2 separate regions of the Homo sapiens genome follow, and region 1 is linked to region 2. Evidence: chromatin loops called from intact Hi-C (ENCODE). Cell type or tissue: endothelial cell of umbilical vein. All regions are shown on one strand. Links, peaks and the distances in the headings refer to the core of each region. The heading gives the core; the rest is flanking DNA. Region 1 has its middle 320 kb from the start of MIR125B1. Region 2 has its middle 170 kb from the start of MIR125B1.

The links. Peaks named below come from ENCODE experiments on the same cell type or tissue, not always from the same donor. Only the 100,000 strongest peaks of a DNase experiment are listed, where the experiment ranks them.
Region 1: a loop joins it to region 2, with 2.2 times the contacts of the local background. A loop is called at or near these places in 1 of 110 quality-filtered maps.

What each region holds. Positions count from the first base shown.
Region 1 is chr11:121,775,329-121,780,713 of GRCh38, forward strand. No RefSeq gene overlaps it. Among named protein-coding and RNA genes, the nearest start is that of MIR125B1, 320 kb to the right of the region's middle. In endothelial cell of umbilical vein, for the core only: no CTCF peak of the experiment used is centred there; no DNase peak of the experiment used is centred there.
Region 2 is chr11:121,927,367-121,932,751 of GRCh38, forward strand. No RefSeq gene overlaps it. Among named protein-coding and RNA genes, the nearest start is that of MIR125B1, 170 kb to the right of the region's middle. RefSeq lists enhancers at 1,697-3,097, 1,953-2,453. In endothelial cell of umbilical vein, for the core only: no CTCF peak of the experiment used is centred there; DNase peaks (open chromatin) are centred at 2,435 and 2,855; H3K4me3 peaks cover 652 bases; H3K27me3 peaks cover 179 bases.

The DNA of each region.
Region 1 (5,385 bases), core at 268-5,267, 150 kb before region 2:
TACCAAACCCTGTGTATTTTTTCTGTCTGATAACTGAGATGGCTACTGAGTGCCTAATGAGTGGTGGTGTATACACCGTAGATGCACACTGGTTGAAGGGAGGATTCACGTCCAGGGCTGAATGGAGCGGTAGGGTGTGAGATTTCAACATGGAACAGCATGCCATTTAAAACTTACGAATTGTTTATTCCTGGAATTTTCCATTTAATATTTTTGGACTGTGGTTGACCTCACATAACCGAAGCTGTGGAAAGTACAACTGCAGAAGGAGGGATTACTGTATTTTTTGTTTTAAAAGGATCACTCTAGCTGCCTTGGGGAGAATAGATTGGAATCCAAGGAGGGAGGAGGACAACGGTGAAAATAAATAGGGTAGCTAGGTGTCTACTGCAAAAACCCAGGCATTGTACAACGGCATCTTGCGAGCAGTGAAGGTAGTAACTGTCAGATATTTTGAAGGTATAGCCAACAAACTTTGCTGATGGGTTAGGTCTCAGATATGTGAGAAAAATATGAGTTAAAGAAGACTTCAAGGCTTTGGGCCTGACAAATTGGGAGAATGGGAGAGTTACCACTTATTAAGATGGGGAGGAATTGGGAATGCAGCAGAACCAAGTTTCCCTTTAGAAATGTGAAGTTTGAGATTCGTATTGAAAAGCAAGTGGAGATATTGAAGAAGCAATTGGGTATGTGAGTTAGAAATTCAGGCAGAGGCCTGAGCTACAGAGATAAATTAGGGAGCCATCTGTGAGTAGGTGGTACTTCAACCCCAGGAGGGAGATGAGATTTCCAGGCATTTCTTTAGATAAAGAGAAGAGGTGAGTATCCTGAGGAACTTCAGCATTTAGAGGTTAGGGGATGGGAAGAAACCAACAGAGGAATGGTCAGAGTTCGAAGAGTCCCCAAAAAAGAGTGGCTTCTCGGAGGACACGTGAAGGGTATTTCAAGCAGGAGGACAGAGTCATCCCTTGGAAGAAAAAAGAACACTCTTTTGTTCATGTTAGGAGTTTGCTGTTGTTAAGTGTGATAGGCAGAATTCTAAGATGGTGCCCAAGATTCCCCATGCCCTTTATTATACATGCCCTGTGTAATCTCTGGCAATGTGAATATGATGGATGTTATTCCAGGGATTCGGTTGCATATTCTCTGGCACTGTGAATATGATGGATGTTATTCCAGGGATTCGGTTATGCTCTACGGCACAGTTGATTTTAAGATGGGAGATTATCCTGGTGGACCTGACTTAATCACATGAGCCCTTTAAAAGCAGCTGGATGTAGATGAGGGCGCCAGAGAGACAAACTCCAGCTGTCCAGAGGTAACACACATTTATGATGTGACCTGTCATTGGGGGGCACAGGGCAAGGAACTGTGAGTAGCCTCTGGGCATTAATACTAGTCCCTGGCCAACAACTAGCAGGAAACAGGCATCTTCATCCTACAGCCTTAAGGATGTGAATTCTGCCAACAACCAGTGAGCTTGGAAGAGGACCCAAACAGGAACTACAACCACAGCTGGCACCATGATTTCAGCCTGGTGAGACCCTGAGCAGAGAATCCAGCCATGCCATGCCCAGACTTCTGACCTACAGAAACTGTGACATAATAAATTTCTGTTGTTTTAAGATGGGATTTTGAGGTAATTTTTAATGCAGCAATAGAAAACTGACGTTCTGAGGAAGACTGAGGATTTAAAAGTCTATGAAAGAGAGAGAGAGTGAGAGTGAAACAGAGAAAAAGAGGGAGGCAGGAGATAAAAAAAGGGAAAGAAATTGGGAGGGAAGGAGAAAAAAGAGCAATGTCTAAGAAATGCACCTACATGGATATTTTCAGAGAACTATTAATCATAAAGTAAATAACTCTCCTTATTGCAGAAAAGGAATTTAAGATGGGAAACAGTGATTTATTGCTGAATCCTTCAGGGTTTCACAGTAAATGCTTGGCCAGACCGGAAAGCAGGCTGCTCTGGGAGGCTCATTTGGGGCCTTCTGCTTCCCTCTGTTCAGTGTAGGATCCAGGGCTTTCTCTTGATAGTCACTGGCCTGGGTTGGGTATCTGGAGGCACAATTTCCACGCTGGCTCTCATCATGAATTGCGCCCACAAATCCTTACCTTTCTTGATGTGGCCCTACTTGTGAGTTGTTATTAACTTGGAGATCTAGAAATTCGAGTCCAGAGAGGAAGGCCTGCAGTCCATGGCATGATCCTAGTTTTTCTGGGCCATGGAAAGCAAGCAGAGGAAGTCACATGGGCCCCAAACCCTGGACTCTAGTTTTGGTTGTACCATGTCTAGCTGTGTGACCATGAAACATTGTTGGTCTCAGAGTCTTAAGTCTCACCATCTGTAATTTTGGGAAAATACCTGACTTCTTCCTGACACAGAGGGTGGTGAAGATAACATGGGACATACGAAGTAATATGAAGTATTATTACCATTTCAGCTTTGGCCATGAGCTCAGTAGCATCTAGCTTATTTTGGCTCCAAAAGTTCTGCGTGAAAGTCTGTTAACATCCTGGCCACATAGGGCCCACACTTAAATATCACAATGTTAGGATGTTTATCTAAGTAATTGGAGACACAGTGAATTGGAGAATGAGATTGGTTGCCACTAGGTAATATTATAATAATATTCCATTGCAATGAATATTATTACAGTATTATGCTTCAATGCTATCTGAGAAGGGGTACTTTCTCAAACTAATTACCTAAAAAAAATCTGTATAAGTTAGTGAATGGCCTTCTTTTATAATGGAAGTATTTCATCATGAGCTATCTGCAGTAGACAGGGGAAATCTGAATTGAGCTGTTTGCACCTCTTTTGTCCTGCCACGAAGTAAACATTAGCCTTTAGGGTTCCTTTTTTCCCTCTTCCAATATCACAGTGGATGAAATAATATTTCACTTAACTTCCAAACCACTACCAAAATCAAGTGGTTAAGAGAAGGAAAGAAGAGGTGGAGGTAGAGTCACAGCGACTTCCACTTAGTAGGTGGAAAGCTCCACTTTAACCTTTGAATTCAGTAAGGAGAGAATGGATACACCTGGGCTTTCTCTCCGGCTCCTGCAGACAGAAAAAGTAGCAGCATATCATCCCAACCAAACCCCACAGCATGTGTGTGTACGTGTGAACACGCGTGCCTGTGCAGACACACACACACACACAAACACGAAGAAATAATAGAAAACAAAAAGTCAATCTCATAGCCTTTTTTCATAGAAGGATTATACTTCTGGAACACAGCACTGTTTCAATTGTTGATAAAATTATTTGACTTCTCGAGCACAGCAAGAGAAAAGGTAAGAAGGAATTTGATTTCTATGACTAAGTTTAGTAGTCAAGTTCATTCATTCAATAGATATGAATTGGGCACCTATGGCACTGGGAATGCACCAGGGTACAGTATAGAAAAAGTTCCTGTTCTCATGGCATATATGTTCTAGTGGAAGAGGCAGAATAAATGGATTAACATATATATATATATATATATGCAGTGGTAGTAAATGCTGTGAAAAATAGTGGCGCAGGGTAAAGATACAGAGATGGCAGCTGGAAAGGGTAGTTGCTACTTATATATGGTGACCAGTGAAGGTCACACTGATGATGAGAACCTCAAGCACAGAACTGAAGAAAGTATTGAGGAAGCAAGCTATGTAACAATTTGGGGGAAAAGCATTGCAGACAGGCAGAAGAGCAAATGCCAGTGCCCCAAGATAAAAGCACATTGGACTTTCATTTGCACATTTATTGATACATTTATACATTCTCTCCTTCCTTCATTCATGCAGCCTCTCATTCACAGAGATAACTAAAGAAGCAATTGGCTATGCGAGTTAGAAATTCACATAATTAATCTAATTACATGCATCTAGGGAACACTTTTTGTCAAATTTGTACCTCATTTTAGTTATGAATTGCATATTTGTTGATTATTTAATATACGTTAAGCATAAGAGGAAAATACATATGAGTCTGGCAAGATTCTTGTTTGTTTGTTTATTTATTTTTAAGACATAGTCTTGCTCTGTCACCCAAGCTGGAGTGCAATGGCATGATCTTGGCTTACTGCAACCTCCACTTCCCAGGTTCAAGAGATTCTCCAGCGTCAGCCTCCCGAGTAACTGGGATTACAGGTGCATGCCACCATGCCCAGCTAATTTTTTGTATTTTTAGTAGAGACGGGGTTTCAACATGTTGGCCAGGCTGGTCTTAAAACTCCCAACTTCAGGTGATCCTCCCTGACCTCCCGCCTCGACCTCCCAAAGTGCTTGGGATTATAGACGTGCACCTCCGTGCCCAGCCAAATTCTTATTTTTTTAAAAAGACAGACACATAAACAAATAAATGTAGTATTCCATGAGGCTTCATGGTATTGGGAAAATAGCATGGACTTTGAAAACAGATATTCTAGTCCAGCCGTTTGTAACATACCTACCCCTGAGCAAGCTACTTTCCTCTTTAAGCCATAGAGCATAGGGCAAGTGATATCTACTTTGTAGAATTCTTGTGAGGAATAAATAAGATAACATACAAACAGTACAGGTATATAGCAATAGTAAGTGGCACAGTTGGTGGCAGAGAGTAGGATATTCGGTAAATGCTTATTGAATGCGTGGAATCAATGAGTGCTCAGAACGGGAGTGATGAGAATCATTATCTGCCATAGGTAACTACATGGAAGTACAGAAAAGTTAAGTTATTTATTCTTGATTATTCAGCAGTGGTCAGAGGTCAGGTTTTCTATCTGGTCTATACAGGGTCTGGACTGTTTAAAAATTATTTAAAATCTTTCTGAATATGATCTATTTCAGGGGCCAGCCTATACTTGGAATCAAACAAGGCCTTTACTTGCATTACATTTACAATATGTTTAAGTAATTAGAAAATGGTAAACTCTTTATTCTTAATGGCAATGGAAATATAGTTCAATCTCACAGATGATACAGGAGAACATATGGTCCCTGAGTTTCAACTTCTGTTAAGTGGACTTAGTCAATTTTATTTTCTCTTCCTATCCTTGCTCACCTTCAGGCAGAGAAACTTAGTAGCTTTGAATTGTACCTGGCACATAGTAGATACTCAAATATTTGTTGAATGAAGAAATGAATGAATGATGAGTGAATTATTTTACTCATAACCACTCCCTAGAACCTTAATTTTTACTTTCATTAAGATCTCAACACCCTCAACCTTCTCATTTCCCCTTTTACTGCATCCACATCCCTGGCCAGATTTGCTACAAGATCACCTTCATCAATTCATCTCTTGATAAACTCCTTTGACCTGCTATGGTGTCCACCATAATTAAGTCAATCCTAATTCTGCTCCTCAGGGGCACAGCATCATTTCAGAAGGTCTCAGAACATTGATGACTTGGCCTGGACAT
Region 2 (5,385 bases), core at 258-5,257:
TGCCAGGAGAATTAAGTGACCAAAATCATCTGAAAGTCCTTAAGTCCATGAAACTACACTCAGGAGAAGATTATCATGTAAAGGAGAGGTGCATTGTGTTTGGGGAACAAATGCCCATGGAAATAGTGAGTGCAGAAAGTTACAGAGCTTTGCATCTAGGCCCTCTAGTAGAGTTTGCAAATGAGATCGCCCTACAGATGGAGAATTTGGGAGCATCATGCTGCGACGCCACCTCTTGGCTAATGCATGTGGATTGTCAGGCGACAGAGGGAACTCTGATCAACCAACACTGACTTTTGGTACAGAATCCCAGTGGAAATCACCCAAGGGAAAGCAGACGACTAGTGTGCCTTATGGGGAAGCATTTTCTATATTTAGTGACCAAACTTTCATTGCCTTTGGAGAATGAAATCCGTGCTTCTTTTTTAGAGTGGTTGTTTTGAGTGGTAGTCAACATGGGGGAGAGATGGTGTTACTTTCTAAATGGAGTAAAAGATGAGCAAGATAAGCAACTTCCACCACATAGCAGCAGGTATGAAGACAACTGGTGCCTGTCTCCAGCATTCAACTAAACAGTCTCTTGCCAAGAACCTCACCTTTGGCCTGTGTAGAGCCGTTTTCACTGGGTCAGAGCAGAGGTCAGTACATCGACCCAATCACCCCATAGCATCTTGGCCAACCAAGGGGTGCTAATTAGATCCAATTGTGATGAAGGTAGAGGGAAGTTTCCCTCACTGCACTGACCACCCCCCCGCCCCCGCCCGAGTGATTTCCTTGTCTTAGAGGCCACGGGGGTGGGGTAGGGGGCTATTCTTCACCTCATCTGTCCATGGCTAGCTGGGTATGTAGCAGCTGATTCCGTTCTTAGCCTCAAATTCTCAAGGCCTCCAGATCTAAGGGATTGACACTGACTTCATGCCTCCTCCAAATATAGGAAAGTTCCCAATTTGTAATTCAGAATGTAGATGTTTGGGGATGGAAGAAGAAAACCAAAATATAAGTACCAGCTATTGGTCCAATGTCCGCTATGCTTTGGAAGTCATACTGATATTGGTAAGGTGTGGCAAATGTCAGCACCACTGCCCACCACCCACCTGCCCTTTCTCTTATGGATACAATGCATTAATTCATAAGAGGCATTTCAGACAAACGCCGGAAAGTAATTTATCAGGGTTCTTCCAGGGCTTCCAGCTATAATTGTTTTAAATCCAACAAATTTGCTATAGGCAAAGGCCCCCAAACTACCCTAAGACATATTCCTAAATTTCCAGAGCTTAAAAATCAATGTGCTTAAAAAAATAAAAACAGAAAATGCCAGCTGCCTTTGCAAACAAGGACACTGGGAAACAAATATAATTGTGTTTTTTCCTTCTACATCCGTCCGGGAACTTCGACTGCTACTATGCTACATCAGGTATGCAATGAAAGACAAACAACGAGGACTCCAAACAGAAGAGGGGAGCTTCAGTAACTGTAGTTTTTATGTTAGGGAGAGACTGAGAGAGAAAGGAGCATTGTATCTCGGATTAACAGAACTGCAGGATTTCATTAATGACAGCCCAGCTTTTTAGCAAAAGGAAGATAGTTAGGGCAGTAAAAGAGAACATGACTAGAATGTGCTCTGCTAATTGGAAATGTATATTATCTTCAGACGATGTGAGTGTGGAGGAGAGGGGGATGGGGAGGATGAGAAGAGACACATACTGAGAGGCCTGCAGGAGAAAACTGGACCCAGGACGCCCCAGATTTGGCCACACCAGCAGGGCAGTTAAAGGGTCCTTTCTTGCTGGTAGGAACGTCTAGTGCCAGGACCCCACCCTCCCCCACTCCCTTTTAATTCAATGGCTACGTAGGGGCTTCTTTGATGGAGGCTTTGAAGTCGGTGGCTTTGAGATTACTCTTCCTCTGTGACCTTGACCACCAGCCATGAGGTTAGGGGGGAAGGGGAGGGGAGGAGGAAGGCGCTGGAGTTGGAAAAAGGAAAGGAAAGAGAGGGGAGGGGAAGGAAGGCCGCCCTAAGACATTTCTGCAGCATTCCACGACTTTTCTGATCACTCTGCAAAGTTGAAATATGATTGCAGCCTTTGCACCGGGAAGGAAAGAAACCATTTAAATGAAAAATTAGCTGCCTTAGCAGGTCAAGCACATAGTTACATTAATGTCGTGTAGAACAATAAATCAACTTCGATCTCCAATTGAAAAAATGCTAATTTAGCTCAGCGATTCACTGATTGTACTTTCCTCTGATAGAAATCTTTTCTTTTATTTAATGCGAAGCCGTGATTTGACAGCCTCCTCTAATGGTGCTTGCAGACTCTCAGCATTTCAGTGGAATTCTGATCATGGTTTTAATATTCCGTGCAGCTCTGCCCCCTCTGATTTCACGCTCACACATTAACGAGAGCTGACACTGGAGATTAGACGCAGACAGCTGGAATGCCAGGTCTTTGTTGCAGCATGGACAGGAGCCAACGTCGTTCAACCACAGCCAAGAGGGACCTGGGAAAGTCTTCTTAAGAAGGAGGGGAAGGCGGGGTGGGGGGCTTGAGGGAGGGTGGGAGCGGGGGATGGGAGCAAAAAGAAAGGCAAGGTAGTTTCTGAAGGGCATATGAAAATAGATGTTTTCAGAAAGCCCTTTCGTCTCTGAAATTCACATTGGAATCAATTCTGGTTTATTTAGAGGAAGTGGTTCATTACAGGGAAATCCCAAATTGGTTGCAGTATTTTTCTGTAAACTCTGAAAATACAAGTGTGATGCACGAAAATGGAAATGGCTCCTGCTTCAGCTGCTCACTAGTTCGTCTGAGAAACAATGGTGATTACGAGCTGGAGGAAGAGTGCTTACATAAGGAAATGTGTTCTCCCCTTTGCCTTAAAAAAAATCACTTAGTTCCAGGTGAATAGATGGGGAAATAAAACGAGATTTATGAGCCAGGGCTGCCTGTGCGACTAGCGACTACCTCGGCAAGAAAGGAAGTCGCGTAGCCTAACTGCCTTGATCCTCATAAATTGTTTCCTGATACCAGAAATCAAATAAAGATCCATAGTTTCATCTAAACCATAAAGCCACTTGGGCTCAGCTAGTGCCGATATTGCAAAGGGGAAGGAAGGGTGCTGCCTGAGACACTGGCTCAACTTTGTCCGAAAGAAGATGACAGATGACCAAAGTTGCGGAGGCGGCGCATTAATACTATGTCAAAAAAAATTGTTTCTGCTCCTGGGGGAAACCAATTGAGTAGAAATAACAAATGTCCTTCTTGCTAACTGTATCATTAATAATAATCGTACTTTGCATTTTTATGGGATACCAGGATTCTAGAGCGCTTTATAAATATTCATAGGGGAAGGCTGGGGAAGGGAGGTGAATGTACCCATTCCTGATGCCTGGCTGGAGTGACTAAGACTCAGGGCCCTGCAGGGGCTTAACTGGAGTGAAACAGCAAATCACAAAGCCCCATGCTGCAGCTGGCTTGGAGACATCCAGGTTTGGTCTCTGATGCCCACTGCTCTCTCCTATGAACAGGAACGTGGCTGTAGTTTAGGAATTAGATGAGCTGAACCCTCTTGTATCACTTTTGCTTGTTGTTCTTATTTGCCTTGGTGGGACCACTGTCACTGATATAAGTTTATTCATTCTACTAGCATATAATATATATAGTAATATATTCATTCTACTACCATATAATATATATAATATATATATAATATATATATTATATATATACGTATATATATAATATATATATAAATCCGGCAGTCACATCACAGTGCAGAGCCTACCACAGGCATAAATCAGAGTAATTATAAGCAAGTCAGATACATTTGCATATGAATCTTAGTTCCTCTCTTACTGGCTTTGGGACCTTAGCAAAGTTCTTTACTTTTTTCTAAACCTCAGTTTTTTTGTCTGTAAAATGGGTTTAAAACGAAATAATCCTTAACACTGTCTGACCCATCATGGGCACTCAGTAAATGCCAAAAACAACCATTGTTGTTGTTGCTGTTTTCATATAATTGTTGGGAGGGTTCAGTGAGAATACACACACGCAAACATTGCTGGATAGAGTTGGTTCATAGTAAACAGTTAATAAGTGCTTGTTATTGTTATGTAACACATGAATGAGAATGTCTAATTCCAAAGCAGCACTATTGCCTGCAAAGCAGTCCTCTCAGTAGATTTTTGCTGATTCCCAAGATACTGAGAAATTGCTCAAAGCATTTTTGGAACTCTTCTGGAAAGTTATGCATGGACACTGTTGGTACTTTCTTAAATATCTTGAAATGTGGTACATCTTCATCCTTAGAGGGTGGATTTGTTGAAAGCTATTAAAAGTCGCCCTGAAGCTATGGCCAATGAATATGGTGGGCAATCAAGTTGGGGAACATTGCTTTGGAAATACATGTGCCTATAAGGAAATTAGATTGGTTTGTGTGGTATATAAACTGAATCTGATCACAATTCCAAAAAAGGCTTATTGAGCAAACATAGCCATTTCAGAATATACACTTTGCCTCCCAAGGAGAGTACTTAGAAGGGGTCATAGATTCTGATACATTTGTCGGGGTGGGGAGATGAAGTTTATTGTTTCATGGCCACTGCTTGTAATAGCCTTCCCTGAATAGCTTACAGTCCCAGCTAGAATAAAAAGACATGCCCCTGAGTGCTTCCGATTATGTGCAATCTGAGGTCCACTTCCCTTGACTTTGCCCTTTTGGCTTATGGGCAGCTTTAGTGCAGAGTCAGTTTGCTCATTTTTTCAGGATTGTGCAAACTGACCCTGCATTTACTGGGTTTCTGAAGTTACTAAGGATTAAAACTGACTAAGTCATGATCTCTGCCCTCACAGGCCTCACAGTCTAATAGGGAAGGCAAACAAATAGTTGCAATACAGAGAGGTAAGTGCTATAGGAGAGGGACACATCAGGAGTAGGGCAGATCCCAGAGGCCCTATATGTATATTATGCTCGAGCGTGTGGACTTTTTCTTAGAGTTGGATAGGAAGCCATTGGCCTTTACAGCTGGGATCAAACATACTCTAATTTGGCTTGCCCTTCTGTTCTACCTGTCCCTATTCCTAGCTTCCACGTCTTGACCACAAATCGTATACACCCTGCATTAGCCCTGAGGACAGCTGAAGTGGAAATTGTTTTGTTTTGTTTTGTTTTTAATTTGAATCTCACTCCCTTATTAAGGAGCTCTCTGGCAGTGAAAGAGCAAGAAGAGACTTTTCCCAAATCTTCTCCAGAAAGATTTAAGAGGTGTGATTTATTATAATTTCAATTATAAAAGGTTTGGGTTTGGCTTAAAGAGTTTTCACTTACAATGTCTGAGTCTGTTCCAAGGGCTGTAAACCATGGCGGGTTTCCAGTGGCCCCAGGTAGCAT